Linked DNA regions of Homo sapiens: region 1 is linked to region 2. A link is an interaction called in ENCODE POLR2A ChIA-PET data of the cell type or tissue named here. Cell type or tissue: GM12878. All regions are shown on one strand. Each heading gives the region's core, and the rest is flanking DNA. Links, peaks and the distances in the headings are about the cores only.

Evidence for each region. Peaks named below come from ENCODE experiments on the same cell type or tissue, not always from the same donor. Only the 100,000 strongest peaks of a DNase experiment are listed, where the experiment ranks them.
Region 1: POLR2A ChIA-PET joins it to region 2 with 6 read pairs; 4 of 35 experiments call an interaction of 5 or more read pairs at or near these places.

The regions. Positions count from the first base shown.
Region 1 is chr7:134,722,912-134,727,361 of GRCh38, forward strand. All of the region lies in intron 1 of LOC124901750 (a long non-coding RNA gene), which reads right to left. It also overlaps a transcript of CALD1 not described here. Among named protein-coding and RNA genes, the nearest start is that of CALD1, 54 kb to the right of the region's middle. In GM12878, for the core only: a CTCF peak has its summit at 1,895 (motif pointing right); a DNase peak (open chromatin) is centred at 1,910; H3K27me3 peaks cover 200 bases.
Region 2 is chr7:134,930,952-134,935,401 of GRCh38, forward strand. It overlaps CALD1 (caldesmon 1), which reads left to right. Exons shown (of 15, transcript NM_033138.4): 5 at 2,037-3,126. Among named protein-coding and RNA genes, the nearest start is that of AGBL3, 53 kb to the right of the region's middle. In GM12878, for the core only: no CTCF peak of the experiment used is centred there; DNase peaks (open chromatin) are centred at 1,830 and 2,278; H3K4me3 peaks cover 950 bases; H3K27ac peaks cover 393 bases.

The DNA.
Region 1 (4,450 bases), core at 353-4,352, 210 kb before region 2:
GCTGAATTTCCAGAGGCCTTTGTCAGAGAGCCCAGCTGCTCTAGAATGAGAGCTATCAGGATGAGACCTACCAGCTGCCTGGGGTTGTAGTGATTCCAGAGGCACCAGGATTCTAACCAGCCAAGGGAAGCACTAACACGGATTGGTTTCTAATATTAACTATCACCCCCACAGCTAAGCCTGAGTATGAAGCTCATCTCTATCAGTTATCAGCTGACCGACCTTGGATAAATTACTCAATCTTTTTGAGTTTCAGTTCTTGCGTAAAAAGATATAACTGTTATACCTCCTCGAGGCATATCACAGATTAAATGAGATCACATATGTAAAGGGCATTTAGGGTAATCTGAAGTTTCTCTGCAGTTTCTGCATCTTGGCCTAGGATTTTTAATCCCTTAGGAAAATTCTGTCTATCTTCTGGGTAGTTTAGGGTTAGTATGGCTCAGAGCCCTACCCTGGTCCTCTTGTCCTGACATTAATTGAGTTAGAAATAAGGTAGTGCTCAATATCATGCTATATACCACTGCTCTTGGCACCCTTAAATCCAGCCATACTCAATACCCCCAATATTCCCATTTGATTCACTAATGACTCAAGCTGTCAAGTACAGTAGAAAAGGTAACTTTTTTTTTTTTTTTTTTTTTTTTTTTTGCAGAAAACTGCAAGCTCAAAACCAGTTTTAAACCTCATTCCAGGTCTGTTTAAAGCAGTGTTCTCAAGTGGGGGTGATTTTGTCTCTTAGAGAACATGTGGCATGTCTGGAAATATTTCTGACTGTCACAATTTTGGGGGCAGTCTGGGATGGTGCTACTGGTACATAATGAGTGGAAGCCACGGATGCTACTGAATGTTCCACAATGCAAAGAATGCACCTGTTCCAAATGTCCATAGTGCTGAGGTTGAGAAAGCCTAGTTTAGAGGTAGCCAGTTGGACAAAATCATGTTGGAAGTAGGGGGATTCTCTTGGCTTTAGAATCCTACTGTTTATTGAGTCTGAGAAAAGCCTGGATAGAGGAGGCGTTCAATGGGATCTGAAAAATATTTTAAAACTGAGCTGCTGTTATGAATTCAGAGAAGCATATTTGCCTTTTAGACAAAAAGATGTGGGGCCTCTTGCATGCCAAAAATTTGCTCAGGGTTTGCTATGCGGCAGCAGGAGAATCTGTCCATAAAAGGGATGGACTTTGCTGCCCAGAGGGATTCCCTTCAAGGGTTTCCCTTGTGAGCCTGAAGAATCACTGGGAAAGGGCAAGCCTGGCCAGCTTCGAGTTCCAGCCCCTCACCAAGGCGTGTTTATATTTCTCCGGAGGTGAGAGTGAATACACTTTAGGGAAGGGAAGGCACTCTAGCCCTAAAAAGGGGTTGTTTAGCAACCATCTTCTTGTTTCTTGGATATGAAGATTAACCAGCTTAGCTGGGAAAGGCCTTTGAGAAGGGAACCTAGGTTTAATATTCAGGGGAAGCTGAGAGAAAGGCATCACTGAGGGGAGAGCGCCTGGGGTTGTAGCTCAGAAAGATATAAGTCTGAACCTCAGCTCCTCCAGCTGTGGACTGACTCTGTGACCTTGGACAAAGAAAGGAAAAATAACTAAGATTACAGCACACCTACTGTATGCCAGACTTGATGGTAGTGTTGCATATGCAATATGATTTCACTTTATTTTTACAATAGCACATGAAAATAGTTTAGCTAAATCATATAGTCAGTAGCTGGCTAAAGAACTCTTGGTTTGTTTGACTCCAAGGTCCACGATTCTTCTATACCACACTGTCTCCCAAAGTCCTTAGCTTCTTTAAGCCTCAGTTTCATTGCTTGTGAAACAGGTACAGAGGAAGATTAGGAAAGTGAATTTAGAACAATCCAGTATGCTTCAGCCAGCACTCCTCCAGGGGGAGCTCCATACTCCTTCCTCCTTTCTACTGCCCTCTCCCTCCTCTTCTGAGGTTGGATGGCCTTAAGAACGTGTATCAGCCATTCACACCCAGGGGGACATCAGTGTGCTGAGAACAAGGTCCTGTGCCTAACCAGGAGGCTGGCTTCTGCATCCTTCTCTTCCTCTGCAAAGCTTCAGCTAATTCCCTGTGTCTAGGAGCCAAGAGGTGGGTGCAGTCAACCCCCTCTTCTTGTGGCCTCCCTTTTCTATTTAATTTCTGAGAATGATGACATGAGGTGGCCTAGGGATTGCTCCTGACAGCCAGAAAGAACTGTAATCTCTTTCACTCCTCAAACACCATTCTCCAGGGCCACAGCCCTGGCCTGAGTACCTATGTGGACAGCCCAGACTAGCTCTATTCAAGGCCTCAAAGTAAGCCTTTCCTTAATTCAATATTTCTGGATCTTAGTGCAGAAATTGACAGTGATATCTCTCCTCAGGCCTGTCATCCATGGAACAAAAGGAGGTGTCCATGGGTTCAACCTATCTCCCTGGATTCTACATTCCATGTGGGATCCAAACCATCCTGAAAACGAAGTGTCACTTTGTCTGTTTTATAATTTGTATGCATCTCTCTCTCAAAGGGCTTTTCAAAAGTGGGTGATTTAGGGCAGGATTTGCAATTCCTCAATTTCCTGAGCATGTATAGCATTAATATCACCCTTAGATTCTGTGGTACCCCCAATTCTAACAGTTGGTGCTTGACAAATATCACTCTTCAGTGCTCTTGTCCCACCTAACAAAGCTGAAAACAAGACCTGAAAGGATCAATTTATTTCCAAGGGCAATGGGCTGAATGGTGGCCCAAAGACATTGGATTTTAATCCCTGGAACCTATAAATGTCACCTTATTTGAAAAAAGAGTCTTTACTGATGTGATTACCTTAAGGATCTTGACATGAGAATAACATCCTGGATTATCTGGCTGGGCCCTTGATGCCACCACAAGTGTCATCATAAGAGTGAGGCAGGAGGAGATTAGATGTACGCAGAGGAGAAGGTGCTACAAAGACAGAGGCACATTGGAGTGACGTGGCCAAGGCACTACCAGAAGCTAGAAGAGGTCAGGAATGAATTCTCTTCTAAAACCTCTATGGGGTCCCCTGATGACACTTTGCTTTCAGACTTCTGGTCTCTAGTACTGTGAAATAATAAATTTCTATTGTTTTAAGCTACTAAATTTGGGTAATTTGTTACAGCAGCATTAGAAGACTAATACACCAAGTAACTTAACTGAATCTTATAACAAAACCCAAGAATACTTATAGGAATACACCATTATTCAGCACCTAACAAGATAAAATCCACAATGGCTAACATCCCACCAAAAATTACCAGGCATGCAAAAAAAGCTGAGAAATACAACACATAAGGAGAAGAAAAATCAGCTGAAACTGATTCAGAAAAGACTCAGATAATACAATTAGCATATATAACTATATAAGCATATATAAATATATAAGAATATATTAATATATTAGCATATATAATCTTAATTGATCTTTATATATTATATGTATATAACTTAATATAATATATATCTTTTTATATATTATATTATATAGCTTTATATATATAATATATATTATATAGCTTTATATATATAATATATATTATATAGCTTTAGATATATAATATATATTATATAGCTTTAGATATATAATATACAATATATTATATATATATATAAAGATCAGGACACGGATGCTGCCAGGGATACAGCTGAAATACAGAATTATGTTACAAAAGGACAAAAAGGAGAACATTGGCAGACAGCTGGCAGTTCTAGCCATCACCATAAAAAAAAAATTTGTATCACCAGTTGTATTAGTCAGGGCTTTATAATTGCAAACAACTCAAACAGATGTGGTTGATTTCAGCAGAAAAAGCATTTAATAAAAGGGTATTGTGTATTTCACAGACTTCAAAACCAGGCTTAGAAATTGAACAGGGACAAATGAGGCCTGGCAGCAGCCAGGACCACAGCTAAAATCTTGCTCCAGAGCCCATCTAGTGAGGATAATGCTGGACGTCACAGCTCACCCCTGAAGTCACCATCACTCCACATCTGGTGCTCCTCAGCCACTGTTGTCACTAGAAAGTCCACATTGTTGGCAGTACTGCCGCCAACCTCCAGAAATGTTCCTCCTCCTCACAGCTTCTTTGCACTACTAGAAGGGTGCATCTGCCAGGAAGAGCTCAGTCATATTCTGAACCCCAACTGCAAGGGAGACTGGGAAATGAGCCTTCCACTTCTACAGTGGGAAGCAAGTTTTGCCTCTCATCAAGATTTACAGGAAAAGAAATCTTCTGGAAACCTGAAGAGGGTACAGAATCTGAACTATCAGATAAAAAGGAAAACTAATAACAATAGTAATTGACAAAGATCTGTTCCATGGATTCAGATTCTACTGATGTTAGTGAGAGCCATGTGCTTTGCAAGTCAAACAGGCGATCGTAGCACATGCAACTCATCTTCTGCTCCTCAGGACCCTCTAGTCACATGCCCACACCCG
Region 2 (4,450 bases), core at 214-4,213:
ATTAATGAGTGGTCAACAGGAGCTTTAAAAATTACTGGTGATCTGTAGTTTTCTTGCTTTTAAAATCTTGCTTTTCCTTGTGCTTCTCTTCGGATATTTGGCTGTTATTCATTATTTCATGCTATTAATTGAAATCAAATTCTTTTTTTTTTTAGAAAATCATATTGAGGTCTGAGAATGTGTGATTTATCTCTGACATATTAGTTAGCCACAAGAAGAATAAGTCTTCTTGGGGCTAAACAACTCTAACTGGCATTTGATATCTACTGATAATTGTGGTCATGATTTATAAATAGGCAAAGAAATGTTCAATACAGTTTGTTGGTTTCTTAGCATAAGAGTACTTTAATCTGGCTAGCACTTTGGAATTTTGGTGCCTTTTAAAAATTATTAGAATTCAATTGATCCAAATGGCCCCTCTATAGACTTCCCCTTAAATTATAAATTTTTTGCATTTGTAGGGACATTTAATCCTTATATGTCTAATTTCATGGAGGCAATATCCTGAAGCAAAAGTAAAGGCCAAGAAAGTTTTAAAGCTAGTTTTTACTCTGCCATTTTCATTGTTAAATATGAAATGTGTTTTTTCCAAAATTAAGTGAATTTGAACGTTGAAAGGGCCAAGTTTGGTCTGAACTATGAAATTTGATGGAGTTTCTAAACATTGCAAGACAAATTCTTCCAACTCTGGTCACAGTTCTGGTATCACATGACTGGTTGTTTCCTGCAAATAGAAACCAACACCCTGGCTTGGACAGTGTCCAGCATCCTGCAGTAGTGAGGGAGGTGATGGACAACAGTTTAACTTTTGGAGATTTTCTTTCCTTTTTAAAATAAATGTCAAATTTAACTGCCCTTTTTCCACTGTAGAAAAGATGGACAAGAAACCCTTTATTCATGGAAATCTTGACAAAGAAGGTAGATTGTGTATACATTAGTTAGGGTAACGCTGGCTGCTATAACGATTAGTGCCCCCAAATTTTAAGTTTAGTGCAGTAACACTTACCATTATGCATATTTCTGTCTAGTTGGTAGAACCAGCCACCTGTCTTCTTTTCTCTTGTGACTCTCAATCCCTAGGGCTTGGTGCTCCCTGATCTACCAACAGACAGAGATAGAGAAGACAGGGAGTGCACCTCTGTTTGTTCATTGCCTTGGTTGGACACTTCTGTTTACATTTCATTGGCAGTTATTGGTCACATGGCCCGCCTAGGTGCAAAGAAGGGAGAGGGTGCAAATTTAATCCTTGAGTGGTGATCACTCCCCCCAACTATGGAAGGAGGAGCAGGAATTGTAAGGGACACTTAGATGTCTCTTCCATTGGGGTCACTGGCGTGAGTGTGGAATCTCAACACTGTAATGTACATTTTCTTCCTCTCAAAGTACCTTGGGAGCCTCCAATCCAGATCAGGAATTCTAGATGACTTGATGACATGGGAGAATACTACATGACATGGAAGGAATTCACTTATTATTTCAGTTTGATCCTTAAGTTTGAATTCCCCAAGAAGCAAGTCCAGAAACAACGATTTGACTGCAAGTCGTTTATTTGTAAGGTGATGCTAGGAAACACTGGTGGAGGTGTGGGAAGGTAAGACAGAAAAGGGAAGGCCACCAAATAAACGTTGCATGACCAAGCACATCACCACTGTGGGTATCTGGAGCTTCACTCCACTGGGAAACTCTGAGATCCAGTGTGGAATACACACCTCGGAGTTATCCCACTCAAAAAGTGAGGGGTGCTGAGGTATCTAAACACTCAGGCTATCAATTTTTGTTTGAAAACTGCTCCCAGGGGACATTAATACCGAAAGCACTTCTGGCATGTTGAGTAGACTCCAGTCCCCAGAGAAAGGCTTGCAAATGCTGTCAGCTGAAAGCCAGGCAGGCGTGTACTAAAATGGTAACGTACTGGGGATATGGGCAAGCTTGGCACTACTGGCATCTGCTGTAGTCCTGGGTAGCACAGGCTGTATGAATGCTGCTGACTGATGAATGAGCAAGCTGTCTTTGGTGTTGTTCTTTCTGTTGTACAGTGTGCCTGACGAGGAGGCCAAGACAACCACCACAAACACTCAAGTGGAAGGGGATGATGAGGCCGCATTCCTGGAGCGCCTGGCTCGGCGTGAGGAAAGACGCCAAAAACGCCTTCAGGAGGCTCTGGAGCGGCAGAAGGAGTTCGACCCAACAATAACAGATGCAAGTCTGTCGCTCCCAAGCAGAAGAATGCAAAATGACACAGCAGAAAATGAAACTACCGAGAAGGAAGAAAAAAGTGAAAGTCGCCAAGAAAGATACGAGATAGAGGAAACAGAAACAGTCACCAAGTCCTACCAGAAGAATGATTGGAGGGATGCTGAAGAAAACAAGAAAGAAGACAAGGAAAAGGAGGAGGAGGAAGAGGAGAAGCCAAAGCGAGGGAGCATTGGAGAAAATCAGGTAGAGGTGATGGTGGAAGAGAAAACAACTGAAAGCCAGGAGGAAACAGTGGTAATGTCATTAAAAAATGGGCAGATCAGTTCAGAAGAGCCTAAACAAGAGGAGGAGAGGGAACAAGGTTCAGATGAGATTTCCCATCATGAAAAGATGGAAGAGGAAGACAAGGAAAGAGCTGAGGCAGAGAGGGCAAGGTTGGAAGCAGAAGAAAGAGAAAGAATTAAAGCCGAGCAAGACAAAAAGATAGCAGATGAACGAGCAAGAATTGAAGCAGAAGAAAAAGCAGCTGCCCAAGAAAGAGAAAGGAGAGAGGCAGAAGAGAGGGAAAGGATGAGGGAGGAAGAGAAAAGGGCAGCAGAGGAGAGGCAGAGGATAAAGGAGGAAGAGAAAAGGGCAGCAGAGGAGAGGCAGAGGATAAAGGAGGAAGAGAAAAGGGCAGCAGAGGAGAGGCAGAGGATAAAAGAGGAAGAGAAAAGGGCAGCAGAGGAGAGGCAAAGGGCCAGGGCAGAGGAGGAAGAGAAGGCTAAGGTAGAAGAGCAGAAACGTAACAAGCAGCTAGAAGAGAAAAAACATGCCATGCAAGAGACAAAGATAAAAGGGGAAAAGGTAGAACAGAAAATAGAAGGGAAATGGGTAAATGAAAAGAAAGCACAAGAAGATAAACTTCAGACAGCTGTCCTAAAGAAACAGGTACAGTAAACATTTTGCACCAAATGTGTGATGCCTGTGACTTGTGAGAAATGTAATGCACATCTGATTTGGGACTGAGGCCACATGCATATAGCTCACATGCTTGATCATTTGGCAAGCTGTTCATTTTTTCAGGCCATAGCGATACACAAGCATGCAGCAATTGATTGATGGCTGAATATTCAATCAACCAAATTTACTGGGACAGCCAGTAAATTTGGCTGTCCAGAAGACAGAGAGAAATTAATTGCTCTGTGCTTGATTGTTATGAATACCCAAAAAAAGAATTAATCCAAAGATGATAAATGTGGTGGTGGTGTGTTGGCTTCTGATTCTGTGCTTGCATCTAAACTCGTTCTTTTAATTATCTTTCCTCTATCCATAGGTCTGCATGAGGCAAGAGGCCCATAACTCCTTACCTCACTCATGGGTTTGACGTTGAATTAAAAAAATGATAAAAGCTGGGGTGGGAAAGAGACATGAAGAATAATGGTCAGACATTTCATCTTAAGAAGGCAAAAACAGGCTGGGTACAGTGGCTCACACCTGTAATCCCAGCACTTTGGGAGGCTGAGGTGGGTGGATCACAAGGTCAGGAGATCGAGACCATCCTGGCCAACATGGTGAAACCCCATCTCTACTAAAAATACAAAATTAGCTGGGTGTACCGGCACATGTCTGTAATCCCAGCTACTCAGGAGGCTGAGGCAGGAGAATCACTTGAACCTGGGAGGCAGAGGTTGCAATGAGCTGAGATTGTGCCACTGCACTCCACTGGGCAACAGGGAGAGACTCCATCTCAACAACAAAAACAACAACAACAACAAAAAGGCAAAAACAAACCCCTGGAAATTAACTGGTAATAAAGAGGGGGAAAGGAACTGGTTGGAAACTTTCCTTAAAAAAAAAAGTCAAAACCCTGATTTGCCAACATGTAGACCTCAGCTTAATGTAGACTTGCAGAAAGCCATTAATTTAGGGTAGTATTGATTTATATTTGACTGGTAATTAAGAGCATACATGCTGCTTCTTTATTATCTGGGTGACACAAATTCATGTGGCCTGAGGAAGGGTGGAAATAGTAGGGGGGAAATGTTTGTAAGCTTTGAGAAAGATTTTTTTTCTGTCTGCAAGACTGCATTGAAAGCACTGTACCTAATCACCACCACACCACCACCACCACTCCTAAAAAAAGAAAAAAAGAGATGCTTTCACATTCACCTTTCCAGAGCAAATTCTCTGTCACTAAGCCTGCATTGCACTGAAGGTATCTTTAACTCCTGCTTCTGTACAAGAGGCTCATGAACACAGCTAAAATTGAGAC